Linked DNA regions of Homo sapiens: region 2 is linked to region 1. Evidence: chromatin loops called from intact Hi-C (ENCODE). Cell type or tissue: HCT116. All regions are shown on one strand. Each heading gives the region's core, and the rest is flanking DNA. Links, peaks and the distances in the headings are about the cores only. Region 1 overlaps SNRNP48 (small nuclear ribonucleoprotein U11/U12 subunit 48). Region 2 overlaps LY86-AS1 (LY86 antisense RNA 1).

Evidence for each region. Peaks named below come from ENCODE experiments on the same cell type or tissue, not always from the same donor. Only the 100,000 strongest peaks of a DNase experiment are listed, where the experiment ranks them.
Region 2: a loop joins it to region 1, with 5 times the contacts of the local background. A loop is called at or near these places in 8 of 110 quality-filtered maps.

The regions. Positions count from the first base shown.
Region 1 is chr6:7,608,763-7,621,042 of GRCh38, forward strand. SNRNP48 (small nuclear ribonucleoprotein U11/U12 subunit 48) reads left to right here. Exons shown (of 9, transcript NM_152551.4): 9 at 63-3,205. The coding sequence ends at 111. It also overlaps the pseudogene RPL29P1. Among named protein-coding and RNA genes, the nearest start is that of SNRNP48, 25 kb to the left of the region's middle. RefSeq lists a silencer at 7,234-7,528. In HCT116, for the core only: a CTCF peak has its summit at 6,894 (motif pointing left); DNase peaks (open chromatin) are centred at 6,899, 7,162 and 7,401.
Region 2 is chr6:6,554,100-6,563,907 of GRCh38, forward strand. The region is part of intron 3 of LY86-AS1 (LY86 antisense RNA 1); the gene reads right to left. Among named protein-coding and RNA genes, the nearest start is that of LY86, 30 kb to the right of the region's middle. In HCT116, for the core only: a CTCF peak has its summit at 3,055 (motif pointing right); DNase peaks (open chromatin) are centred at 3,032 and 6,982; H3K27me3 peaks cover 4,642 bases.

The DNA of each region.
Region 1 (12,280 bases), core at 2,285-10,284:
AAAGCTCTGATATTAAAATGTCCATCATTTATAACCATTTTTTTATACCTCTTTTATTTCAGGGATGGGGAAAGACACCATAGTCATAAAAGAAGAAAGCAAAAAATATAAATGAAGTACTTGTACCTATATTAATTATGCTTACGCCATGATAACCAATATACAGATATATTAATTGGAATTCCTTTGCATAGGAGAATGTTTTTATGATCTGTTTAGTGCTTATTATTTTTTTTATGATCTGTTTAGTGCTTATTATTTTCCAGTAAATATGCTTCAAACCATGAGTACACTATTAGGCCCTACAACTTTGTTTTCCTTATATTTTATTAGATGATTTGCTTCCTATAACTGATGTTGTTTTGTTCGTTTTGCTAATATATGTATCTCAAAATTCTTTAAGTCAATATTTATCATATGTAAATTAAACATGAATACATTCTCATCTTATAACTACATCTTATAAATAAGGCTAATAACCCTTAGAACACCACCTGCGGTTCTGTCCTCACCCCAGTGGTGACTACTGTTTACCACTACACTGGTGAATTGTAGTAGGGAAAAACAATCTAAATATTGAAGAGGAATGGCCTAATTAAAATATGATGTAGTCATAGGATAGATTATTGTATTGGAGTTAAAAGAAATAATCTAGATCCATATTAACCTGGATTGGTCTCAAAAACATAATGCTCAGTGAAAATAGCAAGTTGTAGAAAGTTATATACAAATTATATATATGTACAAAACAATACTATGCATTCTCTATGGCTATATAATGTACGTAAATCTATTTTTAAAGGTTCAGAGGAATCCATACCAAAGTTCTAACAGCGAGTAGGAGGTATAGATGAGAGATTAGGGGTGCAAATCAGGATTGGGAGGGTGGTCAGAGGGAACTTTAGCTTTATCCATAACATTAATTTTTTTAAAAAATAAGGTCTTAATGTTTCATTTAATTTAAAATATACTGTCATGTTGTGTTTTGTAAATCAACTGAATTGAGGTACTATTTACTTAGATTTATTGCACCCTTTTTACGTGTGTATTTTATTGGGTTTTGACAGATTCATACCTCTGTGCAGCCACTATCACGATCAAGATACAAATATTTTCATTGCCCCCAAAATTCTCATACCCCCTTTCCCAATCAATTCCTCTACCCCTAGCCCTAGGCAGCCACAGATTTGCTTTTGGTTACCGATTAGATCTATCCATTGTAGAATTCATGTAAATAGAATACTGTAGTATGTACTTTGCCTTCTTCCTCTCTGCAGATTTTTGAGATTGATCCCTGTGTGTCAGTTGTGCATTTTTTTTGTTGCTGAGTAGTATGTTCTATCTTATGTCAGATCATTCACGTGAGACTTTGGCATGAAATGTTAAGCATCCGACATCTAAATAGCAATATTTTGAATACTGGAAACTCAGGTTAAAGATTTTGTTTCCAAGTAGAAATGAAATCTTATTATTTTAATAAGTAGCTGACAGTGACAGAAAGATTGGATTTGGATCAGATTGGCTGTTAGGCTTCAGGTATGGGAAACAGCTCTCAGATTTATAAATTGGAAATCACCAGGTTACTTGCCAATATATAGTCATATTGCTGCCATTGTACTTAATTTCTAAATATATAAAATCCACATTTAAAAATTATAAAAGCAAGGACTTGGGAGTGACTGATGAATCATGAAATTGCTGCTTTTATAGATCAAAACTACTTGAATCATCAGGAATTTCATATTTTTCATATTGTGTGACAACTTATAATTTTGTTTCAAATTGTGATTTCATTGATTTTACTAACTGGAAGGAAGAAGAGTAAAATTGGCATATTTAGGTTTTTTGTAGAAGAAAGATACAAGTGAAAATTAGGAGTGGATTGGAGAAATTGGGGGGAAATAGAAGAGTACGGAGAAAGGAAGAGATTGAAAATGTTACCAGAGTTCTTTAAAGCTCACATTTTATAGTATCACTGCTACAAACTATTTAATGAAATGTGGCATCGGGTGAAAAGAGGCATTTGTTTGATCCTTGAACGAATTAATCTCACGTACTTCCCTGTTTGTGGTTTGAGCCTTTCACTGGATGTGAGCTACTTGAGAGCAGGGTTTATGCCTTCATCAGCGTGACCCCTGTGCCTGCAGCCTCATAGGTGTTAATCTGTAATTTTAAATTTTGACAAAAGCATTTTCACAGCCCTGCCACATAAGATCTAGTTTTTATTTCTAGAGTGCTGCTATGAATAATTACTATAGCTGCTGTCCATCTTGCCCATCCATTAAGGTACCTTCTCACAAACATTTCTAATCTACTGGCTGGAGTGCAGTGGTGCAGTCTGTAGCTCACTGCAGCCTCAAACTCCTAGGCTCAGGCGATCCTCTTGCCCTGGCCTCCCATGTAGCTGCAACTATAGGTGTGTGCCACTACACCTGGCTAATGTTTTTAGTTTTTTAGAGATGGAGTCTTGCTCTGTTGCCTAGGCTGGTCTTGAACTCCTGGGCTCAGATGATCCTCCTGTCCTCAGCCTCCCAAAATGCTGGGAGCCACCAGGCACCAGGTGTGATCTACCACACCTGTCTAAAAAGTATGTATTTTTAAATTTTTTTGTAGAGACAGGATCTCACTATGTTCTCCAGCTGGTCTCAAGCTCCTGGCCTCGGCCTCCTAAAGTGCTGGGATTACAAGTGTGAGCCACTGTGCCTAGTCACTTTAATTGAGATATTGGCAAGTCAACTGCCATGCAGAGCCCAGGGCACTGGTTATATTCAGTAGGAAACTGAACTCAGCACTCAGAATTTTAAATTAAATCAATGATCTTCAAGTATTTGCCACTTTCGAGTACAGCTAATTGGATAATCTCAAACCCTTTAGTGAAAATATCTTAAATGCATTGAGAATATTTTCTAATTACCTGTGTATGCTACAGTACAGACATTAATTCTATAAACATGTTCATAGGTCTTCCCCCTCGCCCCGCCCGTCTTCTAAGGGCATTTTCTGTTTCTTTTTAGTGAGTTCATGAATGTTTAACGGTTCTGGCGCAAAGCTTTCTTGCATTCTGAGCATAAAAATAATAAAACCCACTTATATTTGCTTGAGTGTGTTTACAAGTCAATTTCCTTTTATGTAGCTTGCTTTTTCATTTGCTATAATTGATCCTGCAGGTGTGTGAATTATTAAACTAACGCTCTTTTAAACCACACTTGTTTTATTAGTGATTGTACTTCCTGCTGTGGTCACAGATTTAGGAGTTTTTGGTGTTACAGAAAATGCTCATAGCTTTTGGATATTTGGACTGGGACCAGTAATTTCTAGAGCTCCCTTTCAGGAAAGAAAAAATAAGATTTGCCAGATGTAAGGGGCTCTGAGCTAGATTCATCTTTATTGAATAAGTCAAGTCACTTTCCCATTTTAAAAACAAGTCCACCTAAGAAAAAAGAGGCTGCCTTAAAATAGAATATAAATTCCTAACCTAGCTTTTAGTCCTTTATTTTAGTATTATAAAGCAGGGGTACTTGCTACATACAGCCATGGGGAGAATGGTGAATGAAGAAAGGCTGCAGGCTCCGGGGAGTCCTTCCTTAGGAGTTTCACATCTTGTGTCACCAATTAAGGGATCTGGGTTTGAGTTACTTGAGTACTCTTTATGAGGATAATTTCCCGTAATTGTGGAGCTTTAGTAACCCATGTTCCTCCAGCTGCAAGCCATGACTCCTAGTCTAGAATGAGAAAGGTAATTAAAGGGAGCGTCAGGAATACAGAGATGAAGCAGGAGCCTGGGCTTTATTTGGTAATGCCGACACAATTAAAAAACCAATACTTTAACGTAATAAATTCTTCACATACTGACAGAATAACTGATCAAAGAGGGCAGTAAGATGAGTCAGGTACAATACAGGCTGTGTAACCCTGGGCAGACTCTTAGTCCCTCCATACCTTCTCCATACTGTATGCCCTCAGAAGATTGTCAAGCATAATGTGATTTGGCCCATGCAGTGTCTGACATGTCGCAGGTACTGAATGCCCACTGTTACTGTGATTCATTACAGATGTGAGCTCATCCTTTCTACTCTGGCTCCTGTGACTGGTTTGGATTCTCAGATCGGTGTTCTCTCTCATTCTGCATGCTCTGCCCAGCAGCTGTGACCCACTCTTAGTTTTAACTATGCCGACAACCAATTCCATGACTTCAGCCCAGACCTCTCCTCCAAGCGCCGTGTCTATGCGTAAAATAGCACAGCTTCTCCTAGTGCTGTCCACATACTTCTGACTCCACACTGCAAAACTACAGTTACCACCCTTCCGTCAAACCTCTGCCTCCTCACTCTGTCTTTCTGCATTTGGTTCACGTCACCATCTTCCTTTTCGATCATGCTAAAGACCAGAGAGCTGGCGAGGTGCAGTGGCTCATGGCTGTAATCCCAGCACTTTCAGAGGCCAAGGCTGGAGGATCACTTGAGCCCAGGAGTTCAAGACCAACTTGGGCAACATAGCAAGACACCATCTCTATGAAAAATTAGCCAGGTATGGTGGTACATGCCTGTAGTCCCAGCAGCTGGGGAGGCTGAGGCAGGAGGATCACTTGAGCCCAGAAGGTTGAGGCTGCAGTGAGCTGAGATTGCACCACTGCACTCCAGCCTGGGTGACAGAGTGAGACCCTGTCTCAAAAAAACAAAAAAACAAAAACAAAAACAAAAAGGACCTGAGAGTCATTCTCGATTTCCCCATTTCCATTACCACTGTAGATTACCTCCTAAGTATCTTGTACAGGTTGAGTATCCTTAATTTGAAAATCTGAAATCTGAAATACTCCAAAATCCAAAACTTTTTGAGTGCTGACATGCTCTTGAGCCTAAGAGGAAAATTCCACACCTGACCTCATGTGATAGGTCTCAGTCAAAACTTTGTTTCATGCACAATATTATTTGAAATATTATATGAAATTGCCTTCAGGCTATGCATATACGGTATGTATGAAACATAAGTGAATTTCATGTTAGATTTGGGTCTCATTCCCAAGATATCTCAATCTGCATATGCAGATATCCCCTAATTTGAAAAATATCCAAAATCTGAATTGGTCTCAAGCATTTCGGATACGGGAAACTCAACCTGTACTGAGCCCACCCCGTCTTTCCATACTACTATTTTAGTAAGAAAAAGCCAGCGGACTGTTCTCTCTTACTATACTCTCACCACATAACACTTTCGTGACCAGATGTGCGTGGATTTTCCCCACTCGTCACTTCTCTGGGGGACGCCAGCTGGGCATCCTACAATTTAACTCATTTCTGACATTGTCTACCTGGAGTTATCATCAGATCCCACAAGTTAAGGGCTCAGTCCCACAAGACTAATCCCCACTTCAGATACAGTCAGATGCAAGTCTGGGCCCCTGGTACTTCTGATGAACTGGCTATAAATTGGGGGTTCCCACAATCCCCTTTGCAGTTTGATCATTTGCTAGCTCAGCTCATAGAACTTGGGAGAACAAACACTTTACTTGCTATTGCCGATTTATTACAAAGAATATTTTAAAGGCTACAAATGAACAGCCAGATGAAGAAATACACAAGGCAAGGTTGAGAAGGGTCCCGCTCACAGGACCCTGCGTCCCCATGGAGTTGGAGTGCACCACCCCTTCTGAATGTAGATGTGTTCAGCAACCCAAAAGGAAACTCTGAACCCAGTCTTTTTAAGTTTTTATGGAAGCTTCAATAAGTGAGCATGGGCCAGGTGTGGTGGCTCACGCCTGTAATCCCAGCATTTTGGGAGGCTGAGGCGAGTGGATCATCTGAGGTCAGGAGTTCGAGACCAGCCTGGCCAACATGGTGAAATCCCGTCTCTACTAAAAATACAAAAATTAGTCAGGTGTGGTGGTGGGCGCCGGTAGTCCCAGCTCCTCGGGAGGCTGAAGCACGAGAATTGCTTGAATCCGGGAGGCGGAGGTTTCAGTGAACCAAGATTGCTGCTGCCCTCCAGGCTTGGCAACAGAGAGAGACTCTGTCTCAAAAAAAAAAAAAAGTAAGCATGATCGATGATATCATTGGCCATTGGTGATCAACTCAACCTTCAGCCCCCCTCCCCTCCTCAGAGATGGGGCACAGGGAGGGCTGAAGGTCCTAACCCTGTCATCATGCTGCCAGTTCCCCTGGTAACTAGCCCTCATGCTGAGGCCATCCAGGAGCCCCCAGCCACCCGTCAGTTCATTAGATACAAAAAGACACCTATCACTGGAGATTGCAAGGAGTTTGGGAGCTATGGCTCAGAAAATGGGACAAAGGCCAAATATATGTTTATTATAAATCACAGTGTCTTACTACCCTGCCTAGTTCCAGTGGCAAACATCTCTTGCCTACACTACTACAACCATCTCCTCATTGCTTTTCCTGCCTCTTTTTGCCCTCAGGCCAGCCCCACTTACAGTTGCCTAAGTAATTGTCTGAATTCCTCCCCCGAGCTCTTCCCTCTGTCTCCATTATGGCCACATATGCTTTCGGAGTCTGAACAGTTATCACCTCCTCCAGAAAGCCTTATGGACCTACTTGGAGAGGCTAGACAGGGAAGGACTGACTGAGAAGATGCTATTTAAGACCAGGCCGGGCCTGTAATCACAGCTACTTGGGAGGCTGAGGCAGGAGAATCACTTGAACTAAGGAGGCGGAGGTTGCAGTGAGCCGAGATTGCACCACTGCACTCCAGCCTGGGGAACAGAGCGAGACTCCATCTCAAAAGAAAAAAAAAAAATATGAGGCCGGAAGGATGAGGAGCACATTCTTCAGAATACCTGCCATGCCTTTAAAAACATATACTCAAAATTGACTTTAGCCTTTGCCATTTTCCCAAAGGTGCTCGCTAAGGGTTGTTTGGTTCATACACAGCTGGCTACTGCCACCTTATGGCAAAAAGTTGAACAGAAACTTCCATGCATAAAATTCTGCGAACTTACAAAAGCCTGACAATTTTCCAGTTCATCTCACCTGGTACAATGGATGAATTATTCTGCATTTGATCTAAGATTATCACCTCTTCTTATGTGCTGGAGACCCTCCCCTCTCACCTGCTCAAAGATGTTGTTCATAATATTTCCCTTTATCTTGCATCACCGACCGTCATCTCTCTATTGACTCATTCTCACCAGCACTCAAACCTGCTGATAGAATATCTGAAAACAAAGAAACAACAAAGACCTTCCCTTAGCCCTACCTTTCTCTAGTTACCACCCCACTTTTCTGCTCTCCTTGATGGCAAGCCTCTTCAAAAGAGTTTTCTATACTTGTCATCCTCACTTTCTGTTTTCTTATCTCTTGAGTCTATTCTCAATCAGATTTGCCCCAGCACTCCACTCAAACTCTCAGCTAAGGCCAGAAATGGTTTCCACACTGCCAAATCCAATGGGGGAGTCTCAGTCTTCGCCTTGACCCAACCATAGGTGGCGTTGCTATCTCCCGGTTCTCCCTCCACTTCACAGGCTGTTCCTTCTCACTATCTGTGGCTCATTCCTCCTCTTACCTCTGAGCTTTAAGCATGGTAATGCCCACAGTTCACTCTTTCCACCTCTTCTCTGTCTGCATTCTCTCCCTAAGTCCCCCACCTCCACTTTTTTTTTTTTTTTTTGAGACAGAGTCACTCTGTTGCCCAGGCTGGAGTGCAGTGGCCGATCTCAGCTCACTGCATCCTCTGCCTCCCAGGTTCAAGCGATTCTCCTGCCTCAGCCTCCCAAGTAGCTGGGACTACAGGCGCCCGCCGCCACACCCAGCTAATTTTTGTAATTTTAGTAGAGATGGGGTTTCACCACGTTGGCCAGGCTGGTCTCAAACTCCCGACCTCAGGTGATCCTCCCGCCTTGGCTTCCCAAAATGCTGGGATTACAGGCGTGAGCCACCATGCCCCGCCTAAGCCGTTTTTGTACTGACTAATCCAAACACCACCAGCTTTTCCCCCTGAATTCCAGACTGGACACCACCACTTGGATACCCAATCTGATTGGCATCTGAAAGCAAATACACTTAACAGCAATTTTTTTATTTCTTCTCCACTTCCCATCCTAAACAGCCTTTCTCTGGTTTTTCTCATCTCAGTAAATTGCAATTTTATTCTTCCAGTGGCTCATCTTTCACTCTTTTTCTCATATCCGCCTCTAATCCGTTGGCAAATTCTACTGATTTCAGTGTTTTCCCATTTCTTACTACCACGCTTGCCATCAGCCTAATCAAAGCCAGTATCATCCCAGACAATCAGAAAACTTTCTTCTGGGTCTGTATGCTTCCAGCTTGTCTCCCATCTTGTCTATTTCTCTGTGTAGGAGCCAGGAGCCTGCACGGTCCTATAATAATGAAGGTAAGACCATGTCACTTCTCTGCTCAGAACCCTCCAGCGGGTCCCCATCTCACACAGAGGAAAGTCCAGATTTCTCACCAAGACCTAAAGGCCCGCATGGCCTGTGCCCACCCCTCGCTCTAACCTCACCTCCCACCGTGGCCTCCCTCACCCATCCTGCATCCACTCCTTGCTCCCCAGGTGCATGAGGTTTGGTCCCATCTCATGTTCTCGCTCTTCCTCCTGTTGAAAATCTTGTTCTTCACGTCCTCTGGTTCTCTATTCCAGAGTCATCTTTTCAGAGCCGCCTTTCCAGACCCTCCTATTTAAAATTGTACTTTCTCCACCCTTTCCCCTTCCATTGTTTTCCCCTGTAGCACTTTGTAGCCTAACATAGCTTATGAGATTGTAAGTTTCACAAGCGCAGGGACTTGGTTTCTCTGCTCCCTGCTGGATGCCCAGTGCCTGGCAGATGGTGGACGCGCCACAGCTATTTGTCAGATGAATGAATGAGGACCAGTGTCCAAGGCGATCCAATTTCGAAAAAAAAGGAACATATTCTCTCTAACCTGTATACGTCTGGTTGACTAAAGCAACAGTATTTTAAATCAATTTTTAACTAATTGATGACTTATTTATATGGAGAGGAGCTGCCATTGCTCATTGTTTCTCTGTCGGGACGGAGACAGCAAGGCAGATTTTCTCTGTCCTGGGAAGAATCAGGTGAATACATTTGTTTCTGTGGACGTGCAGCAAGCTTTGTCCTAGAGGGGTGGGCCAGGGCCTCTTTGGAGACTTCAGGAGGCTGTCCCTTTCTTTGGTCCCTCCTTCAAGTGTAGGGAGATAATGAACTTCCTTTGAGGAAAGAAATGAAAACCCCAATCTTCTCCTTTTTGAGGCTGAGCATTATCCAGACTTCTACATTTGGAGATAGTGCCTGCTGAGGCGGGTCTACTGACAGAAGTAAGCTCCAAGGCCTCCCTCAGACAGCTAACCTGGTGACCTGGGTTCCATGGGATGCCCAGATTGTCATGGACATGAAAAAGGCTGTGGGCAGTGCTGGGTGGAGCACCTCTCTGCCTGGGGTACTTGCTTGTGAGTAGGATCCTGGGGATCCAGGCTTATTCTGAGTGTGGGACTTCCTGGGTGGAAATATTCTGGAAAAAGTGGAATTTTGCTGCCTTAAAGAATCACTAAGTCTTGGAACCCGCAGTAGTGCCCATGATCTCTTTGAATTAGACAAGAAGAGTGCTTGATTGTAGCTCTTGCAATCCTCACTGCCTGGCAGGGCAGCTCATTCCGGAGCAGCCTCGTTCTGGGGTAGCTGTGGTTTTCTTCAGCCCCGAGGGCATTTGCTGAGTTTTGCTTTATGTGACTGGATGGGACTGGCCTTGGAGACACTAATAAGCACGTGAGGGTTTTTGGACAATGCGAAGAGTTGGTGCCAAGCCACAAGTGGGAGATGTTGAACTTCCTGCGAATCTGGTGTGTTGTAGCCTGAGTCGGTTTCAATATGAAAAATAAGAGTGACAGTGCCTTCCTTGTATGCTAATCTGGCGAAGTGGCTCATGCTGGCCATGTAACAACCTGGCAGCCTCCTACAGAAGCAAGTGGGGTGTGGCATTCCTGCTGTCTGCATCTTCTGTTTGTCACCTCGCCCACTCTGTGGCCATATCCCTTGTCCTGATGGCTTCCATCACAGCAGCCGGGGGCAACTCAGCCTGGACTCTTCCAAGCCTTTCTCTCTGTTCCTAGCCGTGTGCGGCTAGAGAGCATCACAAGACCCCAACCTGGTGCCACGAAGGGGTAAGGACCCCAGTCACTCCCCTCCACACCTTTAACTCCCCTCTTCCTGTCTTCTTTGCTTTCCTCAAACTGACAGCCTGGCCACTTCCCACTTCACTTAGAAAATAGAAACTGGCAGACACAAACTTCTTTCCCACCCTGCCACAAAGGCTGTTCCTTTCTGGGCATCTGGGATGATGAGAGCTGATGGGTACTGAGTGCCTCCAAGGAGCTAGGGCTGCCCTACAGGCCTCACACGCTAACTCATTTAATTGTTTGTTCTCTCCTACATAAAAACCCCCAACCCCAAACCAACCAACAAAACCCAACGCACAGAGAGATTAAGCAACTTGACTGAGCTCACACAGCACTGGGATGAGACCTCAGGCAGCCTGACTCCAGAGCACCCAGCACCTGCTACGGAGCCTAGAACACAGAAGGCACCCAGGAAAAACGGGTTGAATGATTCCATGCAGGAATCTAGGAGGCTGAACTTCAGCTTTAGAGTAGAATGCCCGTCAGCTCAATATCAAACACAAAGGGAAAATAATGATGATTTTGGGGAGGAAGAAGTGGTGAGACACAGTAAATTTATACTTAAATTTTATTTTCCAATGCAAAAAATATCTTCTAAGTGAAGAACATGTGACAAATTTGCACAACTATAAAGAAGGAAAATAAAGCCACTAGGAAACACAGTACACTTTGTTCCATTTTGAAATCCAAATATCTCTGGGAAAAATACTTCTACAGGCCACTCTCCTTTACATCTTTGTCACAATGAATTTCAGATCCCCACTGACATTACTGTGATAAGTGTTTAAGATTCAGAGGTGCCAAAATGGAGATCAAAGTCCTAATTGTGGCAGGATGCGCGGTGGCTCACACTTGTAATCCCAGCACTTTGGGAGGCTGAGGTGTGTGGATCACTTGAGCCCAGGAGTTCGAGTTCAGCCTGGGAAACATGGCAAAACCTCCTCTCTACAAAAAAACAAACAAACAAGCAAGAAAATAAAAAAAACCAACAAAAACAAAGTCTTGATTGTATTAATGACAGCAAGGCAGGTGCTCACTCAGTCTCAGGTTCTTGTGAGACCAACTTGGAGACTGAATGTGGACTTCTCATGTCCTCTCGCAGTTTGAAACTGTGTGGCTCTGCCCTGGGCTCACTCACTGTATTTGTCAGGGTTTTTCCAGAGAAATAGAGTCAATAGGGCGTGTGGAGAGAGAAAGAGAAAGAGAGAGAGAGAGAGAGAGAGATTTATTTCAAGGGATCAGCTCATGCAATTGTGGAGGCTGACAATTTCGAAGTCCACAGGGTGGACCCGCAGGCTGGAGACCCAGGGAAGAGTTGATGTTACAGGTGAAGTCCAAAGACCGTTTTCTGGCAGAATTCCCTCTTGCTCAGGAGACACGAGTCTTTTTGTTCTGTCCAGGTCTTCCACTGATTGGATGTGGCCCACTCACATCCAGGAAGGAGATCTCCTTTACCTGAAGTCTGCTGATTTAAATGTTCATCTTGGCTTCAGGAACTGTGGGTTATGGTGCAGACATGGGAAAGTTCAAGAACAACACTACAAACAACCAGTCCTGAAAATAGTACAGAAACACATCAAGAAATCCTGATCACAAAGATTGATTTCTTAAAGGGATGGACCCCAAGTTCCCGAAGAACATGCACTTCGCCTAGAAGCACAACGAGAAGGGCCTGGAGAAGATGCAGGACAACAACATGCGAGCTGAGGCTATCAAGGCCCCCCAAAGCCTATGGAAGTCCAGCCCAGGGTTCCAAAGAGCGCCAGCCGCAAGCTCGATTTGCCTACACTGCCCACCCCAAGGCTGGGAAGCATGCTCGGGCCCACATTGCCACGGGTCTCAGGCTCTGCTGGCCAAAGGCCAAGGCCAAGGATCAAACCAAGGCCCAGGCCTCGGCTTCAGCTGCAGCTCCAGCTTCAGTTCTAGCTCCTGCTCAGGCTTCCAAAGGTGCCCAGGCCCCCATGAAGGCTCTGGAGTAGAGAGCTTCATCTGCCAATGTGAGGACAGAAGGACTGGTGTGACCCCCGGGCTGCTGTCTGCATGGGGCTGGTGTCCTCCTGTGCTATTTGTGTGAATAAACCTAAGGCAGGAAAAAAATGCTGATCTCGTCCCCAAACACCCTCACAGAAATATAAAG
Region 2 (9,808 bases), core at 1-8,000, 1.1 Mb before region 1:
AATTCAACAATGAAATTAAGAATGGGGGTAGTGGCTTGGGGTTTGGAAGAGCAGGAGAAAGTCCAAAGGAAAACTCAAAAGGATCTGAAGACGGATGAGAGAGGAGGGTTTGAGAAAAGAGTGGAGACATGACTGACCCCACATTTTCAAGCATGGAGAAGTTGAAAGGGGGCTGCTTTGTGGTAACTAAGAAGCTTCCAAATTCAACAATATATTTCCCTATAGTCGCAGGGAAAGGAACAAATTAGACGCAAAGAAGACATAGAAAAGAACAAGTAGAGAGGACAATGACCCTAATCTCTTAGCTTTTTGAGGCCAATGATCACATTTACTTATGTTAGTATCCTCTTCATGTGCCTAATATGAGGATGAGTACCTGGAACCAACTAAAAATAGTTACTGAGGAAGAGAATAGGTTAACTCGAAATGATTTCGCTTTCCTGTACAACAGAGATGTTAGCGTGATCCAAAAACCTTCCACTACACACTGCAGAGGTTGAGGTCTACATTCCAGAATCACTGAAGGATTTCTCAGAAGAAAGCTAAGTGGGGAAGGAACCAGGTTCACTGATATTGAGTTCATAATAATAACCTTGGGCATCAGAGAGAAATTGTGATTCATGGTTAAATCGTCTCCAATATAATTAACTGGATACAGGTCTGAGTCCTGGACAACAGGGATGTAAATAAGACTGAAAGAGAGCTGCATCATCACTACCACTGTGGAGCAGAAGTGTAGACAGTGACATCCATGAAACTCTGGCGGCTCAAGTTTTGGGTTGGCCACCATGGAGGCAGAAAGAGCTACTGCACACAGCAGTGCAAGGCTGGGTTGCAATGTGCTGGCTGCTGGGAAGCACAGCATGGAGGCTGCAGCCCATCGTGGCAGTGTACAGATTATTGAAATAATTTTATTCATAAGCACATTTGAAAATGCTCCCACCACCTCCCAGAAGTACTTGAAGCAGTGGAAAATATTGCAGTGAGCTGAGGTCTGAGCGTCAATAAACCAAGACCTGTCAGACTCAGCTGAGATACAATCAGGGCCTTTGCCCAAAGTTCATGAGACTGTGAAGGACAGCACCCAAGCTGGTGCAAATTGCAAATATTTGAGGGTGCATTCCAGCCAAGAGGGGCCATAGCTGATTGGGGAAAGTGGAAAGGGTACAGCAGTAGCCATCCAAAGCTTCTGATCAATAAAATGTAACCCGTATGTTATGTACCAGTTTCTTGCTGTAATAAAAAGAAATCTGCAAGAGGATGGTAAACAATTAACTGTACCACACAGAAACTGTTGTAGAGACATCCGCCCCCTGCCCAAACCTGCCTTGCCCTTTCCTGCCTGTGCCTGCTCGCTGCCCAATCTCTGCATCCTCTGTAGCAGCAGAGCCTCTATTTTGTTCTGGTGGTAATGCGCGCATCTAGTCCTTTCAGCTTGTGTGGGTGGGGAAGACCACGCAGCACATCTCTGCGAGAAGTCTCCAGGTGATGCTTCTCTCTACAGAGGCTTTCTAAAAGGGGGCAGACTCCACTGGTCTGTGCCTTGGCCCGTTGTGCCCTGCTTCTTCTAGCATGGAATGGAGGCTCCCCTGCTAGGCTGGGGTTACTGGCCCTTTTGTGAACATGAGGCTATACACTTTTAGGACGAAAGCCTCATACCTAGGAGGGATGAGCAGAAAGGTAAAAGGAGACTAGTGCCCCGATGGCATCATGGAGCCACTATACCAATCCTGGGTTTCCTACCTCAAGATGCTGGCTTATGAGAGAAAAATAATCCTCCAATCAGGATAAGCCACCATGCCGGGCTTGTCACTTGTAGCCAATGCTGTTACTGCCTTTGCACCTTTGCTCAAGACATTACCCATCTGAATGGCTCTTTTCTCTCTTCTCAGCTTAACAAATTTGTCTCCCACTACAAAACATGCCTCTCTACTCCCCTAAATCTAGAGTTGACTCTTTTTTTGTACATGACCCCCCTGCAACTAACACTGTAAGATTCTGGTGACAGAGACCAAGGCTCATGCTCTTTAAGCTTCCACACAATCCTTGCTCTTGGTAGAACATGGTTCCCACTGAGTGCTTCCCTGAAAAATGTAATTCCACAATACTTTTGCATTAAAGTTCATGAACTATTTGGTCTGAGCTTCAAACTTATAGTGCACAAATCATGATTCATTCAGCAGAATAACTCCAGACTCCAGCCCACACACGGACGCAGCCGGCTACTCCCATGCTGTTAGAAAACACCAGTTCTGGGGGTTCCTCTCTGTGAGCACTCCTAACTGTTCCTGAGGAAACTTTGAGTGACTCATAGTCTCCCTTCTAACATCGCCACCTCTCTGTGCTCTGGCAGGTCCATCTGGCTTTCTATGGCCAAAATAGCATCCTGGGATGACTGTCCCAGAATGTACCAAAATAGGTAAAGGGAGAATTGTGCCTTCAGAGGCATTTGGATGATTGTCCGAAACAGAAAATAATAAGAGTTCTTTTCTGGGCCAGATCCTTTATTTGCCCTATGTACTAAAGCAGGTTTCCCCCCTCCATCCCATCTGCCCCTTCCTCGGTCCTTTGCAATGCATTATTTCCAACAACAGTAAGCTCTGCCATATGGCCAATAAATATATTGCTCAAGAACGTCAGTGTATTTCATCAGATGTTCTTCTCCAAAGTTAGAAGGATTGCCACAGTGAACTGGGTGAAGTAGATAGCTCTAATCTGCAACAGCACTATTTCATTTATTCTGATTTCTACCATGTTGCCTAACTGTGGAAAATTATCCCAGTACCCCAGGGTCTGTGTGTGCCCAGTCAGACCAGTGCTGCAGCAGTTCACACAGATCCCAGGTGCTGTGGACGAACTAAGCCAAAGAAACCTGCCCTTTGAATCACCCTGGTTGCTCCAGCCTACTACCTCTACATGTGGGCTCAAGTGGGAGCTGCCATGAAAAGGTCTCTCAATTTCTCCTTATCTGGCTCTCCCACAGGTGGCTCTAATTCCAGGAGCCTTGTGGGAAGCTGCAGACCAGCCAGGGAGCCACTAGAGGGCCCCCTACTAACATCTGCCTGAGCCAGGGGGCTCAGTCCCTCATGTTTTCTGGTATATTCCACACAACTTATCAAACTGCTTACTTTCTTCCATAAAGATTTGGAATACAATAACGATGTCACAGATGTCAAGCGAGGAGAAACTGTTTTTCGTTCATTAACTTCTGGAAAGAAAAGAAATTTAACTTTGGCCAGGAGTGCCCGACTGGGATCGGCGGCACGGCCACAGGGGCACCCTGTGGCTAAACCCCTCATGGAAGGCACTGGAAAGATCCTCTACCCCCAAACGCAGGGTTTAGGGCATCGTCTGTCCTTGCAGAAGCAGGAATCTTGTTAGAGTTACCCAAATACAACATTTCAGTAGGAAAGGCTGGGTGTTCTTGCTTTTTAATTAAAAATTTTATTGAGATAATTGTAGATCCACATACGTTTATAACAAAGAAATCAATAGAGAGTGTTACTAATCAATACTTACTTGCTTTACGGATTATTAGTCAATAACCATAAGAAAGAAATCAATAGAGATTGTTACTAATCAATACTTACTTGCTTTATGGATTATTAGTCAATAACCAAGAGTCTCATATGCGCTTTATGCAGCTTCCTCCAAAGTAACATTTTTCAAAACTATGACAACCAAGATACAATCTACTAATCAGATTTAGATTTCCCTAGTTTTACTGTTACTCGTGTGTGTGGGGGGTATGTATAGTTCCATACATTTTTATCATCTGTGGATTCACGCATCTGGCACCAGTCAGGATACTGAACACTTCCACCTCCACAAGGATCCCCGAAGCTGCCCTTTCATAACCACAACCCCTCCCTCCCACGTCTTCACCCTAACCCAAGCCTCTGGCACACACCAATTTCTCCTCCACTTCTAAAATTTCATCATTTCAAAACTATTATAAAAATGGCATAATATAGGCTGTTACTTTTCAGGATTACCTTTTTACTCCCCATAACTCCCTGCAGAGTCATCCAAGTTCGTACAAGTTGATTCATGCATCGATAATTCATTCCTTTGTGCTTGCATGCACTTCAGCGCATTTAACCATTCACCTGTCAAAGTCTATCTGGGCTGATTCAAGATTTGACGGTTAAGCAAAACTGCTATTGAACATTTGGGTGATGTTTTTAGCACTGATGGCGAATGACGTTGAACATGTCCGTATCCTTACTTTCTAAGTGTATTTTCTCTGTGAAATATCTCTTCATGTCTGTGCACATTTTCTAACTAAATTGATGTTTCACTGTTGAGTTTTGTGAGTTCTTTATGTTTGGATACTAACACTTCGTTAGATATGTGGTTTGCAAATTTTTTGTCTACAGCTTGTCTTTTTCATCCTCTTCACATGGACTTTCATAGAGCAAGTTTTCTGTTTTGATGAGGTCTAGTGTGTCAATTTTTCCATCCATGGATTGTGCTTGTGGTAGCAAGCTCAAGTACTGAAAATTTTATCTGATTTTTTTTCTGAAAATTTTGTAGTTTTACATTTACCTCTAAGACCATGATCCATTGTGAGAATGTTCACATAAGGTGTGAGCCTTAGGTCAAAGTTTATTTTTATCTACTGATGTCCAATTGCTCCAGCACCATTTACTGAAAAGCTATCCTTTCTTCAGTAAATTGCTCTTGTACCTTTGTCAAAAACCACTTGGGCAGATTTGTGTGGATCTATTTCCAGGTTTTCTGTCCTGCTCCTTTAATCAATATGTCTGTTCTTCCACCAATAGCACAGTCGTAATTACCATAGCTATACAGTAACACTATCAGACAGACTGAGTCCTCCTCTGTATTGTTGTCAAGATTGTTTTACCTATTCTGGAGTCTGTTTTTCCATACGCATTTTAGAATAAGCTTGTTTGTTTCTATTAAAAAATTATCTTGCTGAATTTGACAGGGATTCTATTAAAACTACAGATCAATTTAGGTAGAATTAACATCTTACCATGCTTAACTTTTCAGTCCATGAACTTCTTTGCTTTTTTTCATCAGTGTGTTCTATTTTTCAGCCTACAGATCCTGTATTTTGTTACATTTATACCTAGCATTTCATTTTCTTCAGAACGATTGTAAATGGTATTGCTTTTAAGTTCAGTTTGTAAGTGTTCATTGCTAGTATATAGAAAATTGATTAATTTTTGTGTTATCTTCCATCCCATGGCCTGAACTCACTTATTCATCTTAGGAGTTTGGTTCTTGTAGATTCCCTGAGATTTTCTACATAGACAATTATGCCAGCTGCAATTAAAGACAGTTTCATCTTTTCCATTTTTACTCCTTATCCTTCATTTTCTTATCTCATTTCAGTGGCTAGAACTCTCACCATTATGTTGAATAAGATAAATAAAAGCAGACACTCGACCTTTTCCTGATCTTAGAAAGTATGATGTTAGCCATAGGTTTTTCATAGATTCTCTTTATCAAGTTGAAATACTTCAACTTTATTCCTAACTTGCTAAGAGTTTTTATCAACTTGCTAAGAGCTGGGATTTGTCAAATGCTTTTTCTATATGAATTGATATGATTGTATGATTTTTGATTATAATAGAATAGATTACATTGATTGACTCTCAAATATTGAAACAGCTTCACACACCTGAAATGAACCCCACCTTGGTCATGGCATTTAATTCCTTTTATACATCATTGGGTTCAGTTTCCTAATACTTTGTTGAGGATTTTCACATCTAAGTTTATGAGAAATATTGCTTTGTAGTTTCTTTTTGTATTGACTGTCTGGTTTGGGTATCAGTTAATACTGGCCTCAAAAGATGAGTTGGGAAGTATTCCCTTCTCTTCTGTTTTCTGGAAGAGATTATGTAAAATAGGTGTTAATTCTTTAGTTGGTTTGTAAAGTTCTTCAGTGTAGAGAAAATAGCATAGCAGATCTGGAACTGCCGTCCTTACAAAGGGTCTCTTGCAAGGTTTACCCTTGGCTGGTATGAGAGAATGTGGCTGGAAAGGTAGTTCCCTATGGTGATGTAACACTTTCCCTAAATGATAAGAGTGACTCATTGTACCTAGACTGCTAGCATAATGTGATTATGCTGAACTACTGCTTTCCTTGTGAGTGTCTGGAGTGTCAGTGATGTCAGTCAGTCACACAGGCACTACGGGCCCTACATGCCCAATGGTTAGGAAAAACCCTCGAACCCAAGGCTCAGGTGAGCTTCCCTGACAGGCAACTCTTCACACATACTGGTGCAGCTCGTTGCTGGAGAAACTCAGAATGTCCTGTTTGACTCCACTGGGAGGTGACTCAAACACCTGCACCTTGTGTCTCCCAGACTTTGTCCAGCGTGCCTTTCCCTTTGCCAACCCCACCCTGTATCTTTGCACCGTTAATAAATCTCAGACATGCATGAGGCAACATGCAGGACCCTGGGAGCCCTCCTAGTGAATCACTGAACCTGGTGATTGTCTTGGGGACCCCCCACAGATGCAGTGAAACTATCTGGGCCCAGACATTTCTTTTTCAGGATGATTTAATTACAAATTCAATTAGAAGTTGTTAATGGTTATAGGGATATTCGGATTATTTACAGTGTTTCCTCTTTATCTGCAGGGGATGCGTTCCAAGTCCCCCAGTGGATGTCTGAAACCTAGGATAGTACTGAACCCTATCTACCTATCTATACTATGCATGAGTTTCTTTTTCATTCTTCACCATTTCAAGGATAGAAGATTCATTTTTACTGTAGCAGCCCCAGTATATTATTTTTTCCCTTTATTAAGTTGAGAACTTTCATTTTTTAATTTCATTTTTAAAGGAAGCACTTTATGGCTTCTCTTTGGCATATTCAAATCACCACTGTTGCACTCTGGGGCCATTATTAAGTAAAATAAGGGTAACTGGAACACAAGTACTATAATAACACGAAAGTCAATCTGAGAAAACAGCTACTAAATGACCAACAGGTGGTGGTGCAACTCATCAAGACACCGGACAAAGGGAGAATTCACATCCTGGATGCAAAGAGCAGGACAGTAAGAGATTTCATCATGCTACTCAGAATGACACACAATCTAAATTTTATAGATTGTTTATTTCCGCAGTTTTCCATTTAACATTTTTGAGCCACAGTTGACTGAAACAGCAGAAAACAAAACCACAGATAAGGAGTGACTACTGTATTTTACCTTGGTTGAGTTTTGGTAGTTTGTCATTTTCAAGGAAATGATCTATTTCTTCCAAGTTCTCAAATTGATGGGCATATAATTATTAATAGTATTCCCTTGTTATCTTTTCAATATCTGCAGGATCTGTTGGGATATCCTCTGTTTCATTCCAAATTTGGTGATTGGTGCCTTCATTCTTTTTATTTTTGTCAACTTTCATGGAGATTTTTTTCTTTTTTTTTTCTTTTTTTTTTTTGAGACAAAATCTCACTCTGTTGCCCAGGCTGGAGTGCAGTGGCGCAATCTCTGCTCACTGCAACCTCCGCCTCCCAGGTTCAAGTGATTGTCCTTCCTCAGCCTCCCAAGTAGCTGGGACTACAGGAGCCTGCCACCATGCTCGGCTAATTTTTTGTATTTTTAGTAGAGATGGGGTTTCACCGTGTTAGCCAGGATGGTCTCGATCATAGATATTTTTCAACGTCATTGATTTTTTTCAAAAAACCAGCTCTTTATTTCATAATTTCCCCATTGTTTTCCTATTTTCCATTTCATTGATTTCTGCCCTTATCTTTATTTCCTTTGTTATACTTGCTTTGGGTTTATTTTGCTATTCTTTTTCTAATTTCTTGAAGTAGGAATGTAGGTTATTCATTTGAGAACTTTCCTCATTTATAATGTAAACATTTAGGGCTATAATTTCTCACTTAGCCCTGCTTTAACTTCATCTCAGGTGTTCTTGATATCTGTTTTCATTTTTCTTCAGTTCTATAGGTTTTTGTTAATTTCTTTTGAGACATTCTCTTTGACCTTAGGATTTAGAAGTATGTTGTTTAATTTCCACCGATCTAGAGATCTTCCTGTTATCATTCTGTTATTGATTTCTACCTCGATTCCATTATGATCAGAGAATATGCTCTGTATAATTTCAACTCTTTTAAATGTTATGTTTATTTAGGTTTATTTTATAGCCTAGGATATGCTCTGTATTAGCCCATTTTCACACTGCTATAAAGAAATACCTGAGACTGGGTAATTTATGAAGAGAGGTTTAATTGACCCACAGGCTTAACAGAAAGCATGGCTGGAAGGCCTCAGGAAACTTAACATTAAGGCAGAAGGTGAAGGGGAAGTAAGGACCTCCTTCACATGGTGGCAGGATGGAGAAAGAGCAAAGGGAGACATGTCACACACTTTCAGACAACCAGATCTTGCAAGAACTCACTCACTATCAAGAGAACAGCAAGGGGGAAATCCACCCCCATGATTCAATCACGTCCCACCAGGCCCCTCCCACAACATGTGAGGATTACAATTTGAGATGAGATTTGGGTGGGGACATAGAGCCGAACCATATCATTCCACCCTTGGCCTCTCCCAAATCTCATGTTCTTCTCACATTTCAAAACCAATCATGCCTTCCCAACAGTCCCCCAAAGTCTTAACTCATCCCAGCATTAACTCAAAATCCACAGTCCAAAGTCTCATCTGAGACAAGGTAAGTCCCTTCCACATGAGCCTGTAAAATCAAAAACAAGTTAGTTACTTTCAAGATACAATGGGGATACAGGCATTGGGTAAATGCTCCCATTGCAGAGAGAGAAATGAGCCAGAACAAAGGGGCTACAGGCCCCATGCAAGTCCAAAACCCAGCAGGGCAGTCATTAAATCTTAAAGCTCCAAAATAATCACCTTTGACTCCATGTCTCACATCCAGGTCACACTGATGAAAGGGATGGGATTCCAAAGCCTTGGGCAGCTCCACCTCTGTGGCTCTGCAGGGAACAGCCACCGTGGCTGCTTTCATGGGCTAGCATTGAGTGCCTACATCTTTCCTAGGTGTACAGTGAAAGCTGTTAGCGGATCTACCATTCTGGGGTCTGGAGGACAGTGGCCCCCTTCTCACAGCTCCACTAGGCAGTGTCCCAATGGAGACTGTGTGTGTGGGTTCCAACCCCACATTTCCCCTCTGCACTGCCCTAGTAGAGGTTCTCCATGAGGGTTCTGCCCCTGCAGCAAACTAATACTTGGACATCCAGTGTTTCCATACGTCCTCTGAAATCTAGGTAGAGGTTCCCAAGCCTCAACCCTTGCCTTCTGAGCACCCACAAGCCTGACACTACATGGAAGCCACCAAGGCTTGAGGCTTGCACCCTCTGAAGCAATGGCCCAAACTGCACCTTGGCACTTTTTAGCCATGGCTGGAGCTGGAGTGGCTGGGACACAGGGTGCCATGTCCCAAGGCTGCACAGAGCAGAGGGGCCCTGAACCTGGCCCAGGAAACCATTTTCCCTTCCTAGGCCTCCAGGCCTGTGATGGGGGGGGCTGAAGCTAAGGTCGTTGACACGCCCTGGAGACATTTTCCCCATTGTCTCAGCTATTAACATTTGGCTCCTCTTTACTTACGCAAATCTCTGCAGCTGGCTTGAATTCTCCTCAGAAATATGTTTTTTTTTCTTTTGTACCACATGGTCAGGCTGCAAAGTTTCCAAACTTTTATATTCAGCTTCCCTTTTTAATGTAAGTTCCAATTTCAGAACATCTCTTTATGAATACATATGACTATACACTGTTAGAAGCAGCCAGATCACATCTTGAACACTTTACTGCCTAGAAATTTCTTTCCACAGATCCCTAG